Regions from separate parts of the Mus musculus genome. Here region 1 is linked to region 2. A link is a loop called in an ENCODE intact Hi-C map of the cell type or tissue named here. Cell type or tissue: left cerebral cortex. All regions are shown on one strand. Region 1 overlaps Gm31822 (a long non-coding RNA gene). Region 2 has its middle 140 kb from the start of Gm40736.

What was found. Peaks named below come from ENCODE experiments on the same cell type or tissue, not always from the same donor. Only the 100,000 strongest peaks of a DNase experiment are listed, where the experiment ranks them.
Region 1: it touches region 2 in a loop (5-fold over the local background); 14 of 42 quality-filtered maps call a loop at or near these places.

Annotation. Positions count from the first base shown.
Region 1 is chr10:92,652,366-92,657,365 of GRCm38, forward strand. Gm31822 (a long non-coding RNA gene) reads left to right here. Exons shown (of 3, transcript XR_380678.2): 3 at 2,296-2,489. Among named protein-coding and RNA genes, the nearest start is that of Gm31822, 11 kb to the left of the region's middle. In left cerebral cortex, a CTCF peak has its summit at 225 (motif pointing left); DNase peaks (open chromatin) are centred at 243, 478 and 2,319.
Region 2 is chr10:91,543,971-91,548,970 of GRCm38, forward strand. No RefSeq gene overlaps it. Among named protein-coding and RNA genes, the nearest start is that of Gm40736, 140 kb to the left of the region's middle. In left cerebral cortex, a CTCF peak has its summit at 2,333; DNase peaks (open chromatin) are centred at 2,360 and 3,234.

The DNA.
Region 1 (5,000 bases), 1.1 Mb after region 2:
TTTTCCGCTAAAACATAAATACAGTACGCATATTAAATACCTATAAAAAAAAGACAATGGGCTACCATAAAATGTAAATGAATGTTAAAATGTATTGTATTAAATGCTTCATTTTCGGATCCCAGGAATCATAATCAGAGATTGCAGAGCCCCTTTATTCAAGCCTAAAGAAAACTGAAGGAAGTTAAAAAAGAAAAAAAAAATTTTTTTTTTGAGACAGCTGTGCCCTCTGGAGGTGGCATTTGGGAATTAAATAAATCTGTCTTCAACCAGTAACAATGACTTTTCCAAAGAACTGGACATGTATTGGAAACGTACAGAAGGCTTAGAAGGTTTCATTTGTGGTCCTTTCTTTGTATTAAACCAACTTTCAGTGAGTACTCATTTAGAATTTCAATTTAGACCTGTTCACATGGGTGCCCAACATTCTGGGGAGGAATGTTCAGATCTGAAAGACAGTCATCAGGGACTTGGCTGGATGTTATAAAGAGAAAGAGCCGTGCTCCCAAATCCAGTGCCTCCCAGCCTGCCCTGCTGGACTACAGGGAGAAGCTGCCCAGTAGCTTCCTGCTCTCTACCCCACTTCCTGCTTCTCACCCAGCTTCCCACTTCCCATCCCACCTCCTGGCATTTCTAGAGAGAGCTTGACCAGCCAGGCCAGCAAATGAATCTGCATTGTCTTTTCAGAAGAATCCCTACCTCTTATCTTCAGTTTGTCTATACATATTTGCTTTTCAAGTAACAGCAGGTACATGTCTCCACCAGTAGACTACGTTATTCCAGTGGGAAGCATATGAGAAAATAAGTACACCTTTGTTGGAGTTTTTGAGATAGAAATTAATAAAGTTAGCTTTATGTATTTAGAATTTCAATAAGACAGGAGAGGGAAAACTGAAGGAGATAATTGTGGGAGGAGGATCGAAAGAAACAATCCCCCAGAATTGTCCTCACTTGATGCTAGAAAAGAACAAAGCACAGAGAGAGGGATGACATCTTAATTGTGCTTGCTGGGATGTGAGTGAATGCTGTTTGTGGCATCTTGAAATGAAGCAGAGAAAGGAAAAGAATTGAGTAATGCCAGTGTGCGGAGAGGGAGTGTAATTACTATCAGTCGGAGCGGAGGGGAGCAAGCCCAAATACCAGTGGGATGTGGCTCTTGCAGCTGTGTCTGCAGGTGGGACTGAGTAGGAGGAGGTTGTGAGGGAAGGAGGCAGTGTTCTTCTGGCTGCACCTGCATCTTGATTCTGATTCCCAAGGTTGGCCCAAAGGCATCTCCTCCTCCTCCTCCTCCTCCTCCTCCTCCTCCTCCTCCTCCTCCTCCTCCTCCTCCTCCTCTTCCTCCTCTTCCTCCTCCAGGAAACAAACTCCACTGAATAAATAGCAGAGTTACCAGCGTCCTACTACCAGGCTCTAGTTCCAGCTTAGGGAGGTAGCCTGAAGTATGGATTCTTAATTCAAGGTCACTAGCCCTTTGCACCTTTCTCTCAAAGTGCCTCTATCCTGGGCTCCTTAAAGAGGCCCAGAAGCAAAGACATTTCAAAGAAGACTACTTTGAGCCCATGGACATTACAGGTGACCTCCTGTTCCCACCAAGAGGACATGCTCAACTTCCCCAAATATGAAACCAAGCATTTAAGGAACATCGGTGGTCAGGACAGGGACGTAACAAGCTATGTCAGGCTGCCCTTCCTTGCCCAGATCACTTCATCTGTCTTCATCAGAAGCCTACTCATGAGTCTTCTGAGACTGCTGCACCTGTGTTCCAGCACCTCAGAGGGCACTGGCAGAGAGCCTCACTGCCCACCATCACACACTGCCTGGATCTTGGACCCAACCATTTCAGAATGACCAGTCCCCTAGGTAGGACAGAACCAAGGACACAGCTGTGTGATCTTGGATGGGTAATAAGATCTAGGATGCAGCCATGGGATACTAGTTACCTGCTGTGAGCCTTGGGCTTCTCGTTATGGAAACTGATGACACTAATATCAAAGCCAGAGCTACCAGTCATGATCATAGGCTCATCAGCTCGTTCATTCATTCATTCATTCATTCATTCTTCATTCAGCAAACAAGCCTATATATTCCAGGCTCTATGGAGGCACTGGAAGAACTCTACTCAAAGCTGCCCTCTAGGACCTCAGCTCCAGAAGACTTAACTGAAAGGATGACCTAGGCCTTTCATCTGTAAGACTTCCTAGCCCAGCTTCTAGCACATACAGTGCCTTTGGGAAACATTGCTGCTGCTTAAAATTAAAGGTTAGCATCCCCATCTGTTCTGTCTTCTTCTTGCAGATGAGAGATTGCCAAGTCCCAGAGCCAGGCAAAAACCTTGTTTGATGAACAAAGGATGCGACTGAAGCTCCTTAGAGGATGGAAGAGAGGAGGAGGGGGAAGGCTCTGTGCCCCAGTGAGACAAACAACCCTGGGACCGATCACCAGCCTGTGGCTACCTTCACAGAAACTCCTGGTTATCTGGAAGGTAGCCTTCCTTCAGGAAAGGACATCATATATTTGAGAGACTGACCAATCCCAAGAAAAAGGGAGCTTCTTTTAGCCAGAAGGTGTGGATCTGCTCAGGGGTCACCTTTCCCCCATGACTAACCTTCCCACTAACACCTTCTGTAGGCATCCTGGAGTTAGCCACTGTCACCCCATTTGAGGCAGTGTTTTCAGAGGCAATTAAAAAAAAAAACCTTTTCGTCAGAGTTCTCCATCAAAAATCTGATCTGAGATGGTCATTTACACTACTGCTTTGCAAACGGCAGCTCTTGGGCAAATGGAAATGTTCCTCTTGACTAGCTAAATTTTTGCAGTGTTCAGCTCCTCAAAATAAAGATGGGGTCTCTATCATTTTTCTACCTACTACAAACAAGACTTTTTTTAAAATGCATTTTAGAAAGATTCATTGGACTTCCATTGTTACAGAATAAATCATCACCAATTTTGTAGCTAAATCTGTTCATATTTATTATCTCATGGTGTGCATGCTGTAGGCACAGAACCCTGAACTCCTCTTGAGATGCACGACAGGCATCCTTCTCTGGAGGCTCTACTGTGAAGAGATGCTCTTCCAAGCTCCCTCTGGCCATGAGCAGAATTCCCTTCCTGTGGGCACAAGACAGAAGTCCTGCTGTTTTGCTATCTGTTGGTCAAGGATCACACACAGCTCCTGGAGGCCACTCTCTGGTTTACTATACTTCACAATAAGGCCCCTTTCTATTGGTCCTCTCATTCTTCCAAACTTGTCTAAAACTCTTCTGATTACATAATAGTCTTGCTGGTCAGTTCTCAGTCTCTAATGAGGAACAAAGCCATGGGCACAATAGCTTATCATATTCACAGGGAAAGGGATTATAGTCTGAGTTGCTGTAACAAAATGCTGTACACTGGGTGATTTCACAAATATTTCTTCCAGTTCCAGAGGCTGGAAAGCCAACGATTAAGGTGACAAGTGACGCAGGTCCCGCTGATGACCTCTCCTAGGTTGGCAGAGTCACACCCTCATTCCCATCCCTCATTCTCACAAGGCAGCAGGAAAGACCACCATCCACCCTTAACACAGTACCACTGAGGATTAGAGCTTGATCATTTACACTTTGGGAAATTAAGATGTCCATCCCATAGCAACAGAACATACAAGGGAGAGGGAGTCTTGCAAGTCACCTTAGATTTCTGTAGAATTTACTTGTAAAGAAAATAACAAGAACATTTAAAGCTCACATAATATACTCGCTGCGGACATGAGGTTTCTAGCTTACAAACTCATGTTGAAAGGCCACATGGATCCATGACTGGGAGAACCTCTCTCTCCCTATCAGCTCTTTAGACTTTAAAATGGCCCTGTTGCCCCTATTCACCTCTGTGCAAATGGGAATTTAAGTCATCATAGGGATTCAGAGAATTAAAGCCATTACCGAGTGCCCGGGGTACAGAAGGCCACTGTCATCACCCCGTGGAGCCTTTGATGTGGCACTGAGACAGCAATTAAAACGGAGAGGTCAGGAGAACATACCTGTGGCCAGAAAACAGCTCTGACCCCTTACCTTGGACTGCTCATCAGGACCTAGTTTCTGAATATCCATTTTCCATCCTTTCTGCAATTAAAATAACAAGATTTTCTCCAAGATCTTTATAATACTGGGAGATAAAATGGAGCACCCCAGTTAGGCTAGAGAGATGGCCCAACATGTAAAGTGCTGGCCATCCAAGAGCTAAGTTTGATCATGTTAAAAATCTGGGCGCAGTGGTACACGCCTGTAATCCCAATGCTACCCAGCTAGAAACAGAAGAGACTTCCTAGGACTTACTGGCAAGCCAGCCTACCAGAATTGACAATCTCGGAGTTCTATTAAGAAACTGTGTTTCAAAAAGTAAAGTGGAGTGTCACTGAGGGAGACTTCTGATGACAATTTCTAGCTTACACACACACATACACACACACACACACACAGAGATACATACACACACATGCACACACACACTCATGCCCACATGCATACACAGGTGCACACACATGTGTTCACACCACAATCAATGCACTATGCAAATGACAAGAGGAAAGGGATCAGGAAACCTACAGTCAGCTTAGACAAGCTGTTTCTCGTGGTATAGACAACATACCTAGCACAATGTGGGGATCCATGGGGCTTACAGATGCCCATGAAGCACAGCATCTGGACTTAAGCATATACTGTCAAATTAGTAAGACAGTGCTTTCACCCAGTGGACAGTTTAAACCTCTGACAGGACTGTGTCACAAGAGTCCTGTGTTCAAGAGTCCTACTCATAAACTCCTACCCAGAGCCTGGGAGCTTGCGGCCTCATGAGGTGGTCCAGTCAGGCAATTGGAGCCGCTGATTCTGCTAAGGTACCACGCTTCGGGTGCTCGGCCTAAGGTGTTTGCCAAAACAGACCAACATGCAATGGTATGAAGAGGGCCAGAGATAGACAGTCAGAAGCACCAATGGCTCCATTCTCTTCTGCTGGTCAAAGGAAAA
Region 2 (5,000 bases):
GCAAAGATTAAAAAAAAATGGTGACTCATTCTCTATCAGGTCCTCCCATAACCTATAACCTATATCCCATAACCCATAACCCATAGCCCATAGCCCATAGCCCATAACCCATAACCCATAACCCATAACCCATAGCCCATAGCCCATAGCCCATACCCATACCCATAACCCATAACCCATACCCATAGCCCATAACCTATAACCCATAACCCATAACCTATAACCCATAACCCATAACCCATAACCCATAGCCCATAACCCATAACCCATACCCATAGCCCATAACCCATAACCCATACCCATAACCCATAACCCATAACCCATACCCATAGCCCATAACCCCATGCAGGTGCAGTGTCTACCTAGCATAAAGTTGGCTCTCTGTCACAGGGAGAAGATATGCTGCTAGTTTTCATTTCTTGAGTGTTGCCCATATGTAGAAAGGGCAAGGGCAAAGCTCACTCTGTGTTCGCTCTACAAAGTGAGCAGCCAGGTACTCTGCTACTTCCCCAGCACTGGGGCATCCTATTCCAGAGATAGGCATCCCTCTCTTCATCTCTCTCATCCATCTTTCAAGGAGGGCTCCCTTTCAACAGGCTCTCCATGATTTCTCTAGCTGCAGCTGCTTCTTTGCTTTGAGTCTTGACTTGAACACTTAGCAACACTGCACTTCTGTAATATACAGCAACCTCAGGCATGTAACCAAGTCTCAGGCACCGAACTGCACTTGGTGAACTGGCCTATGCACAATATTTTATAAGCTGTCTTGATCGCCACCATCAGTTGGGGGGTCTCTTTAGCTTAGGTACGTGTGTACATAATATCTAAAATGAGTTCTTTTACTGAGGCATTATGAAGATAATAAGACTATTAGCCATCTAAACTTATCTTTGAGACAATGTGGGGTCATCATGTAAAATTATTTATAATTAAGAACTACCAATTAAACATAGGTAGTCTGCTGTTGCACACCCCTGTCCCTTCATTAAGCAGTAACTGTGATAATTGTGATAACTGTATAGCAGTGTGGTCACCATTTGTATTCTGGGCTATTGTTTTTTTTTTTTCTTTCTTCTTTGTATTATGCAAGTTGCACTAGCATGTGGCTCCCCCCCACCCCCCTGCACGTACTGGATAGTACTGATCTTCCACACATCTTAAGGTGTTGCTTTCTCTTTCCAGAGGTCTTCATGCTATTTGCTGAAATCACCAAGTCTTTGGCCTTTTATTTCATCCCAGATCCTTCCACTTTCCCTTCTTCTGCAGAGGTAGGAGATTCCTTCTCTTTGTTGCGAGATCACATGAGCTGCTGCTTGGTGGAACTCTGAGTTGAAACTTGATTCTCCATTGGGGTTTGCTTGTGGTGGCCAGAATCTCACCTACTTCTCATCCTCTTCGAGGAGCCATGGTGGAGGAAGTTTTACAGCTGAGCCTTGGTGTGCTCTGTCTCTAGGGAGACCTATCTCATGGTGGTGTTTGTGGTATACCCTTATCTCCTCTACTAGTCTGTAACCTCTTGAAGATGTCAACAGTATCTCACTCCATTTGTAACCTCCAGGGCTCCTAGCAGGGTTGCATAGGATAGATGCTCATGAAGTGCTTAATGGATTGGATTGCATTAGCTATTACTCTGAGTGCACAAAAAAGGGGTGCTGGAACTCTGAAGAGCCTTAATTCACCTCATGGGGCTACCCAGAGACACTGTCAGGTTTAGTTTATACACCCGGCTCTCCACGGGTAATGTCAATGCCAATTAATGCGAAGCTTCTGCAGCCAAGAGAAAACACATTTTCACCCACAGGCTGATAAGTTCCTTCTCTGCTGTATATCCAAGTGATCATAAAGCAAAAAGACCCCTGGGATTCTATTCTATTTAGGCAAAGGCAGGTGTGCTGGGGGAAGCTTTGGGTTTGTACACAAACACAGAAAGCTGGGCTTATTTTTGCAATTACTCGCAAAGGCTGCCCATGTTTTCCAGCATGTAAATTAGGACTTGAAGGAAAACATCTAATTGCATTTCGCTCCAACTAATTGCCAACTCAAAATTTTAGATTAGTGTGCACACCATACTTAATTTTTTTGTTGCTGTTATTAATAACACACTTAGCTCAGTAAGAAGGGAAATAACAAGCCAGAATTAAAGACTTGAGGGCTGCCCCACTAAGAAAAAAAATGCTTTGGGTGATGTGCTAAGGAACCAATGAGAGATGTGTCAAAGCCACAGCTGAAATATCAGACAAAGATCGCCCGCATATTGTGCCTTTGAGTTGGTTTGCTTGTGAAGGCACTAGGAATTAGGAAGTAGATTTGGAGTCATTGCGTGTGTTCTGCCACAAGGAGGGGCCATGGTTACAACCATGAACGTGTCCTTGACTGTGTTATACTGGTAGCCTTTCCTGTGTCAAAACCAAAACCTACTTAAAAGGCCTTCTCCGAACACCGTGCCTCACATCCGGAGAGAATGGTCTGGTCTTTTGTGAGTAATATAAATGTACCGTGATATCCCTGTGTTATTAGACGAACATTACAAAGCATGACAGCATCATAGTCACACACACAAAATAAGGACACGCTACATTGTTGACTGGAAATGAAAAAGCTTTGCCACATGTCATGAAAAGGTAACTGGCAGCTCCTGGTTTTTGCTCCCCCCCCCACCTTTTCCAGCAATTGTTATTCTCTGAAGGACACAATGAACTTTTTGTCCTAAACGCAGAAGTAGGGGTGGGAAATGCATCTCGGAAACTCAATTTAGCAATACAGGTTTGCAAATGTATTTACCGTGGAGCAGACTTTATTCAAAGATGCTTATTTCTGGCTCGCTAAGTGAAGGGGCAGAAGGGAGGCTGGCTGAACTTTGGAAAAAAAAATGTAGTTCTGCCCAATCAGACCACTGCATTCCCTATACAGTTCTTTAACAGGTACTGGGTATGCCAGGTATGGCACTGTATGCATCAGGTGCCCCCGTGAGAAGGCTCAGCAAGATGTCTATCATTGTCAAGTTTCCAGACAGGTGGAGAGCAGATGTTACCAAAAAAAAAAAAAAATAGACATAAGCAAATATATGCCTATAAATTGTGCTCGGTGCTGTGAGGGGAAGTTCAGGGAGTGATTAAGACCACGAAAGTTGCATCTAATTGAAATGGGGGACGGTCTGAGGAAAACCTCTCCCAGAAATAACATTTAAGCCGAAACCTGTGGGATGAGGAGTGTTTAGCGAAAGCAGAGGGAACAGATCTTTCCAGACAGATGGGAGGACAGGTGTGAAGGCCCTGCAGTTGGCACATCGTGGGGAGTGGAAGGGAACACCTGGGATGGAGCTTGGTGACTGAGAGGGAGAGATCTGAAATGAGCTGGGAAGACTGACAAAAGCAGGAGAGACCACACAGCAACCCCCCCCCCCACCCCCCGCCACCCCCACACTGGAAGCCATGACAGGGCACTTCAGTTTTCATCTCCAAAGCCACAGAAAGATACTAGAGGGTGGAAGGGGATGGGTGAGGAAGCCAGTTTAAAGAAACCTCAGCACCAAGCAGAAAGGAGGGGATGAGTAACATCCAGGAAACCTGTTGAAAGTCCATTCAATTGATAAGAGAGTGGGTAATTTTCCTCTTCCCTCTCTGTGGTGATTTGAATAAGAATAGATCCCATAAGCTCATCGATTTACATATTTGGTCCCCAATTAGCAGGACTGTTTGGGGACTGTTAGGAATTGTGGTGTGTTACTGGGGCTGGCTTTTGAGGTTTCAAAAATCCCCACCAATTTGACTCTCTCTCTCTTTCTCTCCCTCTCTCTTTCTCTCTCTCTCTCTCTCTACACACACACACACACACACACACACACACACACACACACACACACACACACACCTTCTTGGTTATGTCTAACGATGTTGATTTCAGCAGCTGCTCCAGTATTGTGGCCGCCTGCCTACTGCTCTGCTCCTAGCCATGATGGTCATTAACTTTAACCCGTTGAAATGGTAGGCTCCAAATAAATTCTTTTTTCTATCAATTTCCTAGGTTGTGTAGTATCCTATCACAGCAATAGAAAAAAAAATAAGTAAGACACCCTCTAATCTATTCTCTGTCGCCTCAGGCCAAACAAGGTGTGTTTCCCCACCAACCTGGTCAGATCAGGTTGCTTCTGTGTAGGTTGAACCATTGGGAGACTGTGGAGGGAGACTGAGAGGTAGAGAAAGGAGGAAGCCGAGATTTTACTCCTTGACTCTCCTTGCTGAACGAGGCATCTTCAGCTGTTGGCTGGTGTCAGATGCTGCTGGGTGGAGCCACCGAACAGTGCTGCTGTCCATGGTCGCAGATCCTACAGGACACTCTTATGCATGCTTCATGTTTCTGCTTGGCTTCCCCAGGTCTTGGGCTCCATCAATGTGTCTTCCTTCTTGAGCTGTAAGGCAGTTCCCTGTTCATGCTAATTTCCACTTTGCAAGATCATCCTTGGGCTGGCCTTGAACTCTTTCCACCCTTTTGTGAAATGGACTCTCTTTATCATGGTCATCCATGCAGAGCTTGCACTTTTATTTTCCTAAAATGTACTCTGAGGCAATGACACCAACAACAGTTTAAGTCCTAAATGGTAAGCAACATTGAAGAGCCCATGGATGGACCTGAGACAATGCTTGGAATTCTCTGTGAGCCTCGTAAGACAGTAAGACCATATAGAAATGAGAGGGAGCTGTGAGCTATATACCCAGAGTTTCTTAGAACTCTGAGCAGGATTCTCCCGTCCAATGGATCCGAGTGGTCACTGGATCACCCCAACATAGTGTGGAAGTGCCAAGAAGGCCCTCATCAGTGACCATGCAGTAGGCAATGATTGGAGTCAAGCAGGACTGTATGCACAGTCTCTTGCCTTGTCATTCTAATTTCTAAAGCTGAGGTCTAGATAATCTTCCTGGGACTACAGAACAACAACAACAATAACAACAAAACAAAACAAAAAACAAAACAAAACAACCCCCCCAAACCCAAAACCAAAA